2 separate regions of the Mus musculus genome follow, and region 2 is linked to region 1. A link is a loop called in an ENCODE intact Hi-C map of the cell type or tissue named here. Cell type or tissue: heart. All regions are shown on one strand. Each heading gives the region's core, and the rest is flanking DNA. Links, peaks and the distances in the headings are about the cores only. Region 1 has its middle 140 kb from the start of Gm46516. Region 2 has its middle 9.5 kb from the start of Gm35627.

Region 1 (5,383 bases), core at 312-5,311:
CCAGGAAGAGGGAGTGGGTGGGTTGTTGAACAGGGGGAGGGGTGAGGGGATGGGGGCTTTGAAGGGGAAACCAGGAAAGGGGATACCATTTGAAATGTAAATAAAAAAATCTAATAAAAATAACTAACTAACTAACTAACTAAATAAACAAAAAAAGAAAGAAAGAAAAGTAAAAGAAAACTGTCTCAGTCACCTCCATACTGGAGTGACTCAGGACAACCTGCTTAAGCCTGCCTTTACCTAGTTACTGCTGATATAGAATAACTGTTGACTCTGTCAGTCACCCCATACCCTTCCTCACACTCCCCCCCCCCCCCCGCAAGTCATCTCACCCCAGCAAAAAATCCCACCTCCTCTCTCAGCCCTTTATAAACAAAAGGCTTGATACAATTAAAGGAGTGTTCTGCTTTGACAGACTCTGGGCTTCCTTCAAAGATGATGCCTTTAGGGACCCTTCGAATGATAAATATCCAGTCCAAGTGTGGTGACTTGCCTGCAATCCCAGCATTTAGGAAGCAGAGGCAAAGAGATTACCTGAGTTCAAAGCTAGCCTAGCATGTATACGGAGACTATCTGGGGCTGTATGGTAAAACCTTGTCCCAAGAAAAGGGATAAATACACTGAATGCATAGAAGACTTAGGGTTCCCTAGTCTGATTGCCAGTGCAGGGGAGAGGCTGCAGTCATTGGTCTTAGAGGCAGGAATGTGGTCGACATAACCCATCAAGGTCTATTTGACCTCTTATAAATATAGCCAGCCAGCCACTCCACGTGCCTGTGATTTAGTAGTGACACCTCTGATGGCATACACACCACCCAGAATCCTGGATTAGTGTCTCCCATTACCTGTTCTCGGGCACTGGAATATCATCAGCTTCTCTGTTGGTCTCTGCATGTAGGAAACAGTGTCATCATTTGGTTACAGAATCAGTTGAGTCATACGCCTTATTAAATGTAAACCATTGATATACATTGTAAGAGTTTATCATTTATTATTAGGTATCCCTTAGATGAAAAGTGGGACAGAAACTTGAATTTAAGTCCAATACTGCTGCTGAGGTTCTGGCTTGGTCTTCAGCATTCAAGAGACTTCGTGACCTGAACTCAGCCCAGCACCAGGGCAACAGACCCAGAGGAACCTATGCACTCTCGGTAGCTAGTGGGACTCAGCAGAATTTCTTATCACCTGACTGACCCCATCCCTCAAGGATGGGGTGGGACCTGTCTCTCTGATGCCTGAAGGCACAGTGCCACCCTGCAAAGTACTCCTGCTTGATAAGAAGTCATCTCAGATTTATCTTAGTCACGTAATATTAGATCTTGAAATTTATAATAAAAAGACTTAACTACTCTCATCACCAATGGGAGTGGGGTGGGGGAGCATGTATGCTGCTTATTCTGTGCCTGACCCTGGACCCCACATTCTATACAATCGATCTCCCACCAGAGAACACTAGCGAAAGCATTGCCTTTCCCACTATGTGGCTGAGGCAGTGAAGTCTAGAGACTTCAGCCAGAAGAGCCAGAAGAGCCAGAAGAGCACAGCGCTGGGATTCCAGTCCCGTGCACAGGCAATCAACCCCTCAGCACCCACTGATGAACTGTGGTAGCCACCAGACTACCTCCTTCCTCAATTTCACATCAATGATCCCTTCCCATCAGCCACCCTCTGTAACACCAAGGCCCTTTCCCTCACCTCTTGCTTCCTGTTTCCAAAGCCACTTTCCTAAGATCAGTATTGTAATGCTGGCTTCAATTTTAAGTGTATTGATTGGTGATGTTTCTCCTACTGGGACAAAAACCCCAGGTGGACAAGGCCTTTGCTTTGCTCACTGCTGTGTCTCCAGCACACAGGATGACACTTCCGGTATATAAAGTACTCCTAGTAAGCACAGCTGGATGAATGAATGAATAAATAAATAAATAAATAAATAAATGAATAAAGGTAAATGAAACAGAAACAAATACTGGAAACAGTAGCCGTACAACGTTAAAATTTTCATTATCTTTAGAGTTTTCGTTGAGACATTGTTTCTCCTAAGAACTGAGCATCCAAAGTACCTCATGTGTTGGACCAGCATATAAATCTATGTATCTATGTATGTGTTTATATATTACTATCTATAAGCTATACATGTATGTATGTATGTATGTATGTATAATCTATCATCTATTTATCATCTATCTATCTATCTATCTATCTATCTATCTATCTATCTATCTATCTATCTCATCTATTTATGTATGTATCTGTTTCCCTTTTTCATTAATTTATTAATTCACTTTAAATCCCATTTACAGCTCCTCTTCCTCTCCTCCCAGTCCTCCCCTCACAAGCCCTTCCCCCACTATTCCTGCCTCTTCTCCTCAGAGAAGGGGAAGCCCTCCATGGTTACCAACCTTCTCTGGCGCACCAAGTCTCAGCAAGGCTAAGCTCACCCTCTACCAATTGAGGCGCAATCAGGCAGCCCGGCTGTGCAAGAGGGTCTAAAGGCAGGCAACAGAGTCAGAGACAGCCCCCTACTCCAATCGTTAGGGGACCCACATGAAGACCAAGGGACTCATCTGCTACAAATGTGTAGGGGATCTCAAACTTTTTATTTAATTCACTTGGTTCATTGGAAAAATACCAGGAAGGTTCTTTTCTTTTACTGATTAAATGAGAAAGGGGTGTTAAGTCTTGAGTTGCAGTATGTAATATGTATCTTGTCCACTAGATGGGGCTACTATACTACAGAAGTCGGTCATCCACACTGGCCACACCACTGCGGTTTTTTTTTTTTTTTTTTTTTTTTCTGCGTTTCTTTTTAAATTTTTGGAAGGTCACCTTTGCCTCTGCCTCTTTGTGTGTGTGTGTGTGTGTGTGTGTGTGTGTGTGTGTGTGTGTGTGTGTGTGTGTGTTACATTTTCTTTTTCTATCTCTGTTTTTCATTTTTTCTCACTTTCTCTCTGGCTAATACCTTAACCTGGAAAGTTTATTACATAATCAGTACACACGTTTATTTTTTGCTTTGGAATAGAAGTTTTGTTATCTCTAAAATCTAGTGAATGCATAATAATATTGATTACACATTTATTCCTCTAAGTACATGAAAATGACAGTAACTCCATTGTTGAGGTCACCCATGTGCCTAGGCAAAGGCGGAGTGCTGGCCTAGAGCGTGCAAGGCCCTGGAGACAGGCTAAAGTACTTCATAAGATTTTAAGGAGTTATAAGATTTGTAAGTGTTAGGTTGCTTCAAGATTTGACTAGGTTTTTTCTAGTGTTAGCTTAGTGTTGGAAGATCTGCAGGTATTTTAAAGATTGGCGATTCTAATTTGCCTGACATAGAACAGAGCAGAAGTGGAGCCAGCTGGTCTGACATCTACCCTTCTTCCACTTGGTCTCGTGATTTCCTGCTGCCTGGGCCATTGCGTTAAAAATGACCTTGGAAGCAAAGTGTTAATTAGGGGATGAATTAGAAATGTGGAAGCAGATATGATTACTGACCACAGACGTAGAAAAGAAGGGCTGCCTGGTGTGCAGCGTCTCACACTGGTCCTGCCATGTCCAGCTTTCGGCTTGGCCCCTTCAGTGTGCACTCATTCAGGAAAGTCCCTTACCCTTCTTCATAATAGACCTGGATCAATAGCAGCAGCATCCAGTTCATGGCTTGGACTTTGATTTATGAATGGGAGTAAACTTCAGATAGATTGCATTAGCCATGTGTCTCTCCCCTTCGACCTGACAAGAAGCAGCTGGAAGGAAGGCAGACTTATTTTGAACCACAGTTGATGGATATAGATCACTGTGGTCGGGAAGGCATGGAGACCTCCATAACTGGAGTGCAGTCGATTCTTTACACCACCTACCAGGAAGTAGAAGGCAGTCAAGCTAGCAGCCTTAAGTTGTACCCTAGGGTCAATGCCATCTAGTTCCTGTATCCAAGGGTTTAACAGCCTCTCAAGACAGGGACACCAAAGGAGGGTCAAATGTTGAGAATTGTGTGTGGGGACCTTTCCTACTCAATCACAGACCAACAGGAGAAATCCTCCTTGCTGGTCAGATTAGCTCAGAGGATGCACAGCCACTGCAAAGCTGAACACAGGATATGGCTTTTGGTGAATGGCTGTTGGCATTGTGAGCTCAGTGCCAGGCACACATTGAATTAACTAGCCACAAAGGGCTCGTGATGACATCATTTTTTTGTTTTTTTGTGACTGGCTTCCCGTGCGATGCCAAGTCACAATATCAGGAAGTCATTATCACGGCAATTAAGTCTCTTAGGTAATGAAAGAGGTCTCATTTTGTATACTGAAACACCACGTCTGAGTCCAATTTCAATCCCATATTCTTAACGAGAGACTAGCATTCTAGTCACACTTGAAACTGCTGTAGCCTTCGAGGCCATGCTCACGTGACTCTTCTTATCACGCCTGTTATCTCTCTTCTCCAGAAGGTCACAGCAGTAAGAGGAAGGTGGAGAAGAGAGGGGGTCTCACAGTTTTAAACTGATCACAGTTGTTTTCTGTTGTGGTAGGTGGTCATGTCAGAGGGTGAATGCAAGCTCACAGGGACCACCTGTATTTATCAGAGACTCCCCATGCATCTTCACACCATGAACATCTTCTTTGACTGTCATTCAAGTTGCTTGTCCCATTTTTGCCTTTGTTCCCATACCTCCCTCAGGGCTTGTTAGGAAGTTAGTAATTTTGAATACTTTCAGCTAATATAAAATCTGCTCTTTTAGTTTAAAGGGTCTCTCAGTTGGTTGCAGTTGCTTGTCTCACTTGGTGCTGTTTGGAGAAACCTCAAATCCCTTCCCTGCTGGAAGCATGTGAGGTTATGTTAGAACAAATGGTGTAGGACATTTGTTTCTAAAGTTGGTTCTGCTGACCAGAGCAACATATTTTATAGAGGACTGTGCCAACCACTGATCTGTGCAGATTCTTGTCTTGATTGTCATGTTGCCTTGGAAACAGAACCTTGACATCAAGATATTCTATTAAACATGTATTACATTTATTTACTCTGTGTACGAGTGAACCGCCCCCTGTGTGTGTGTGTGTGTGTGTGTGTGTGTGTGTGTGTGTGTGTGTGTGTGTTGGAGGACAACTCAGAGGTTACTTCTTTGTTTTGCACCACTTAGGCGCCGAGGATCAAACTCAGAGGCTCAAGTTCGGCATCAAGTTCAACCATCTCACCAACTACCAGCTACGTTACCTTTTGGCTCCTGCAGAACCACCATAACCTTATTTTCTAGGTTGCTTTTCTGAAAGCACTGAAGAAGAGCAATGTGAGGGAAGAATGGGTTTATTCGGATATTAAATTAAATCCCACCACCAAGAGATGCCAAGGCAGGAACTCAAGGTCAGAACTTGGATGCAGGAATTGAAGCAGAGGC
Region 2 (5,383 bases), core at 119-5,118, 1.4 Mb after region 1:
TGTGACAGAGGATGGCCTTGTTGGACATCAGTAGAAGGAGCAGCCCTTGGGCCTGAGGGCTGATGCCCCAGTGTAGGGGAATGCCAGGGCTGGGGAAGAGGGGAGTAGGTAGGTGGGTGGGGGAGCACCCTCATAGAGGCGGGAGGGCAGGGAGGGATGGGGGTTCCACAGGGGAGACTTGGAAATGGGGAAACATTTTGAAATGTAAATAAAGAAAATATCCAATTAAAAAAGAAAGAGAGAGAAAGAGAAGGAAGGAAGGAAGGGAGGGAGGGAGGGAGGGAGGGAGGGAGGGAGGGAGGGAGGGAGGGAGAGAGAGAGAGAGAGAGAGAGAGAGAGAGAGAGAAAGAAAGAAAGAAAGAAAGAAAGAAAGAAAGAAAGAAAGAAAGAAAGAAAGAAAGAGAGAGAGAGAGGGGGGAGGGAAGGAAGGAAGGAAGGAAGGAAGGAAGGAAGGAAGGAAGGAGGGAGGGAGGAAGAAAGGAGGGAGGGAGGGAGAGAGAGAAAGCGAGAAAGCAAGTGAGAGAGAGAGAGAAAGAAAGAGAGAAAGAAAGAAAGAAGGAAAGAAAGAAAGAAAGAAAGAAAGAAAGAAAGAAAGAAAGAAAGAAAGAAAGAGAGAGAGAGAGAGAGTGTGGGGGGGGAAGGAAGGAAGGAAGGAAGGAAGGAAGGAAGGAAGGAAGGAAGGAAGGAAGGAAGGATTTGCTGTGTCTGGGGAGAGAGGAGATTCTGGTGGAAGGACAGAGACCCAGATCCAGGAGTGGTCACAGCATAGTCAGGGGACTGAGAGTGTACTCATCTGACGAGAGCTGTGATATACATGAGACAGGAACAGAGAGATCTGGTACAGCCATGGTTATCACTAAGTGTTTGTTTATAGGCTTTGAAGGGGTAGGAAATACTGCCAATTTAATCCAATCCATGCCTCTTACATGCTAGACATTTTCTCTGAACTACTGCAAAATTTCTCAACCTGAACACTCTTGGCCTTCAGGGGTAGGACATTCACTAGTTAATGCAGAGTCTTGGGATATATTTGGTAGCCCCCCCCCCCCCCCCCGCCGACATCTACCACAACACGCCAACAGAACTTATTGCCAGTTCTAACAGCCATAAATGCCCTGACGTTGCTAACTGCTCTTTCCAAAGCAAAACTACTGGAGAGCTATATGCTCTAATGCAAGTTTCACATCATGAGATGATTGCTATTGCCAGCTCTAACTTATAGAGGAAGAAACTGAGGCATTGGGGAGGAACACAAGGAGCCCAAGTTCATTGGGTTTGTAAGCAGACCATTAGGAAACTTCCATAGACCTGGGTGTCGTGGCATAAGGCTGTAATCCTGACACTCAGAAAGCTAAGGCAAGAGGATCTCGAGTTCAAAGGTCAAGGTTGGAGAGATGGCTGATGGATAAAGCAATTGCCATGCAAGCTTGAGAATCAGAGTTCTGATTTCTAAAACCCACATAAAATCAGGGCAGACATAACCTGCTGTAAACCAGGGAGTTGGCAAGCAGAAATGGGATCCTAGCGTATGCTGGCTAGTCAGGCCAGTCAGAACCATTAAGTTCTGGTTCGATGGGAGACCCTGCCTCAATAAATAAAATGAATAGCTATGGAGAAAGACAGCTGACATCAACTTCGAGGACCCCATATGCACATAGCTATACATTTGTATACATGTGTAACCTCATACTCCTGTGTACTCACACATATGAAGACATACATTCACATGCAAAAATCAGCTCTAACATCGTCACCTCGCAATTCTTCCTATTTATGAAACAACTCCTTTGAATACATGTGGTGACAACTCCTATTTATCAATTGCGTATGCCCTAAATTGATGATAATCTTTGCCCTTTGTTCTCACTGTTGCCCTTGGTTATATCAGCATCATGGATCACCATGTCTCAGGTCAAGTTAGGGCTACTCTCCCCTCCAGATACCTCACAAATCTCCATGCACTGTGGTACTATGATCATCAGAGAGGTTTAATCACACGGAAGCTTGGGGCATCATCAAGTGCATAAGAAGCCTACCATGAATGATAACCAACATCGTCACTTCCAATTTAGACATCAGGAACAGTTATCCAAATCTCTGCCTTTGCCATTCTCCCTAAAGGCTCAATGATTAACCCTGACTGTCAATCCAGAGGTATGTCTGTAAGCATGCTTCCAGAAAGATTTAACTGAAATCTAAAGACCCATTCTGAGTGTGGGTGGCATCATGGGCTAAGGTCTGAGACCAAATGAAAATGGAAAAGAGAAGTGACCAGCTGAGCCTCATCACCCACCTCTCTATTTCATCACTTCAGATGCAATGTCACTCACTAGTCACCCGGGCTCCTTGTACTATGCCTTCTGCACTGTGACGGACCTTGCCCTAAAACTGTAGGCCAAAATATACTATTCTTTAAGATGGTTTGTAATGTATTTTCTCACAGCAAAGAGAGAAGTGACAAATCCATCAGCTTGAAAATCTGAAGAGGACACAAGTGACTGAAAAACAGAGTTTGGTCAAGCTAACCTGTGAGCCTGTCCAGAGACCATGAACCAAAACAACACTACTAGAGCTTGTATTGCTGCCTCTCCGTTGTGCTTTGGTGCCCTCTGCTGGCCTTGAAATTCACTGCTAGAAAGTAGTGTATATAAGCAGGCAGTAAAATTGCCCTACAATTACATCCATCCAGACCCAGGTGTGTGTGTGTGTGTGTGTGTGTGTGTGTGTGTGTGTGTGTGTGTGTGTGTGTGTGTGTACGCTGAAAGAAAAATCTTTCAGAAAGAATGCTTAAAATTAAGAATTTATTACTGAGACGCCCCGATGAGCTAGACTTTGTCTATGTGTTTCCTTGCTTAATACATTTATACTGGCAGGAAGCGTGTGGCTAAAAAGCAGTGGGGCTGCCAGACAGTGGAGGACCTGGAGGCCAGCAGAGGACAAGGACAGATCGCTGCACACATGTACACCGTTATGCACACTTATTCTGGTGTACTAAGAGATAGATAGATGGATTACTTCCGTTTTAGGCATATCCACATTCGGCATCTTTTAGGTTTTGCATTTCACATCTGAAAAGTGTTGGAGGATCTCCTGAGAGCAAAGGCACAGAGTCATGGCAGAAGATATCCATTAAGCTTCTCCTTCCCATAATTCATTTCGTCTGACAAGGTCTGTTTGCACCCTGTTTCATTAAGCCTGAGAAGCTGGGCGGCTGGTCCGGCAGCAACACGACCAGACCACTCGTTCTCCACCTCTGGCTCCACAGCAGGGCTTCGCCTCAGTGAGATGCAGGCACCAGGGCTAGCGTTCTGAATTCCCTGGCCGTGCCACGGACACCGTGGACACTGCTTCACACTGTCATCATCTGAGTGACCTTGCTGCTGCCTGAGAAGAGACCTCTGTCTTGGACGAGGAAGATGGTTGGGTGCTGAAGACAAAAACCACACTGGCTTTCCCGGGGCCATTCAGTTGCTCTGAATCCAGTGAAAACAAGCAGTTTGCCATCTGGTCATCGCCCTGGGGCTGAGGTGTCAATCCCCTGTCCTTCATCCTGCCCTTCTTAGAAAAACACAGGCCCTGGGTGGTCCAGATGGCTGCAGGCCTTTGCACAATGAACAGAGACCGGCTGATACACATGACTCCCTCTGCCCCAGGAAGTCCTCCCATACAAAAATACATTAGAGAGACGTTCCTCCTGAACGATTTGTTAGAGTCAACCACTTCTGGGAAGGGAAACTTGAAAGACCCTAGAAACTATACAAACCCCGCCCCCAGCTCCTGCAGATGAATGAGGTTGGCATGCCGACAACCTGTGGTACTTGTACGGCCCATTCATCCCATGGAGATCCTCAAAGTGTTTTCCCACCAGAAGAAAAGGAGAGCATTTCAATAATGAACTTTAATGAATCTCAAGCTGTTTCCTCCTTTCCCTTGTCACTTCTTACCCTCGACACAGTTGTCTGTAGAAACTCTCTTCTTGGGCTCAGTACAGTAACCAAGCTATCACCAGCTCACACCCAATGCACAGTGTCCAGCAGCCCGGGAGAAGGAAAATCCCATGGAAGAGTACAGAAGTCACGTCTGAGTAGGAGGGATGGTTACTGCAGGCCTCCAAAGCCCACAGCAGCAAGGACACTAACAGGAACCTCAGAAATCTTCAAGGTCACCAGGTCATTACTGGCTTAGTCCAAACTCTCTTCAGTGTACACGGAGAAATGGAAAAACATTAAACACGATGAAAAGTGGCCAAAAAAGTAATATTTAAAGACATCATTTAAAATGTAAACTGTGGTACGAATTCTAATATATGTGACTGGGGAGAGTCACCCAACTCCTCTAAGCCTTATTTTCATTGCATATAAAATAACTTAGAAAAAAAAAACGATTAAAGGGATAGTTCTCAGAGCTTGGTGGCCTGAGAGTGTGATCTCGGGCACTCAGGAGTCTGAGAGATCAGGACCACACGCTTGTCCAGAAAAGCTTCAGAGTGAATTCAACACCAGCCTAGGAGGATAGTATGGAGCACTTATCTAGCATGCACAAAACCCTGGGTTCAATTCCAGTATGGCAAAATAAATAAAAGGGTTAGCATGGTAATATGCAATTCATGAATATATTTACTGAGGGTTTGTTGTTATTATTGTTGGAGGGACTTTTTGGTTTTTAGTTGGAGGGGTTGTTGTTTACCTGAGATGGAGTCTCATGTGCCCACAAGCCAGTCTGAACTTTCTACACAGGTTAGAATGACCTTGAACTTCTGACTCTTGAACTTCCATCCCAAGGGCTGGGATTATAGGCACTCCCAGTTCTTCACTAATATGCTTTCCTGACATATAAGAATCAATAGTAAATGTTAGCACCTAATAAATAATGAAATGCTAATACATTAAACTATGTTAACATTAATATCGATATCAATATGGAACATTAATGTTGATGTTATTATTTATATACATATTACTACGACTACAGAGGTCAAAGTAATGAGTACAGGGTTCACCTTTGTTCACATTTATGATAGGAATTCTCAATTTTAGTGCGACTGGTGCTTTGAACTTATTGACTCTATTTGGTTCCAATACAGCTATCCTGTGTATTGTAAATTTCTAACAGCGGACATGTGTTTATACCTAAGATCCATGAACAACAGCTTTCCACCCATTCTGATAACTCAAAATGTCTCCGGGTGTTGTCCATGTCTCCTAGCAGAGGGCAAGCCCTACTCTACCAGACCCTGTACTGGCTACTAGTATAGCAGCTTGACTTGATGTTTTCCACTTTTTAGTGACAAAATTAAAAGAGGAATCAAGCCGGGTGGTGGTGGCGCACGCCTTTAATCCCAGCACTTGGAAGGCAGAGGAAGGCAGATTTCTGAGTTCGAGGC

The links. Hi-C counts contacts between places; a loop is a spot of excess contacts. Peaks named below come from ENCODE experiments on the same cell type or tissue, not always from the same donor. Only the 100,000 strongest peaks of a DNase experiment are listed, where the experiment ranks them.
Region 2: it touches region 1 in a loop (17-fold over the local background); 23 of 42 quality-filtered maps call a loop at or near these places.

Annotation. Positions count from the first base shown.
Region 1 is chr15:56,063,616-56,068,998 of GRCm38, forward strand. No RefSeq gene overlaps it. Among named protein-coding and RNA genes, the nearest start is that of Gm46516, 140 kb to the left of the region's middle. In heart, for the core only: a CTCF peak has its summit at 2,685 (motif pointing right); no DNase peak of the experiment used is centred there.
Region 2 is chr15:57,506,098-57,511,480 of GRCm38, forward strand. No RefSeq gene overlaps it. Among named protein-coding and RNA genes, the nearest start is that of Gm35627, 9.5 kb to the right of the region's middle. In heart, for the core only: CTCF peaks have their summits at 2,609 (motif pointing left) and 2,808; no DNase peak of the experiment used is centred there.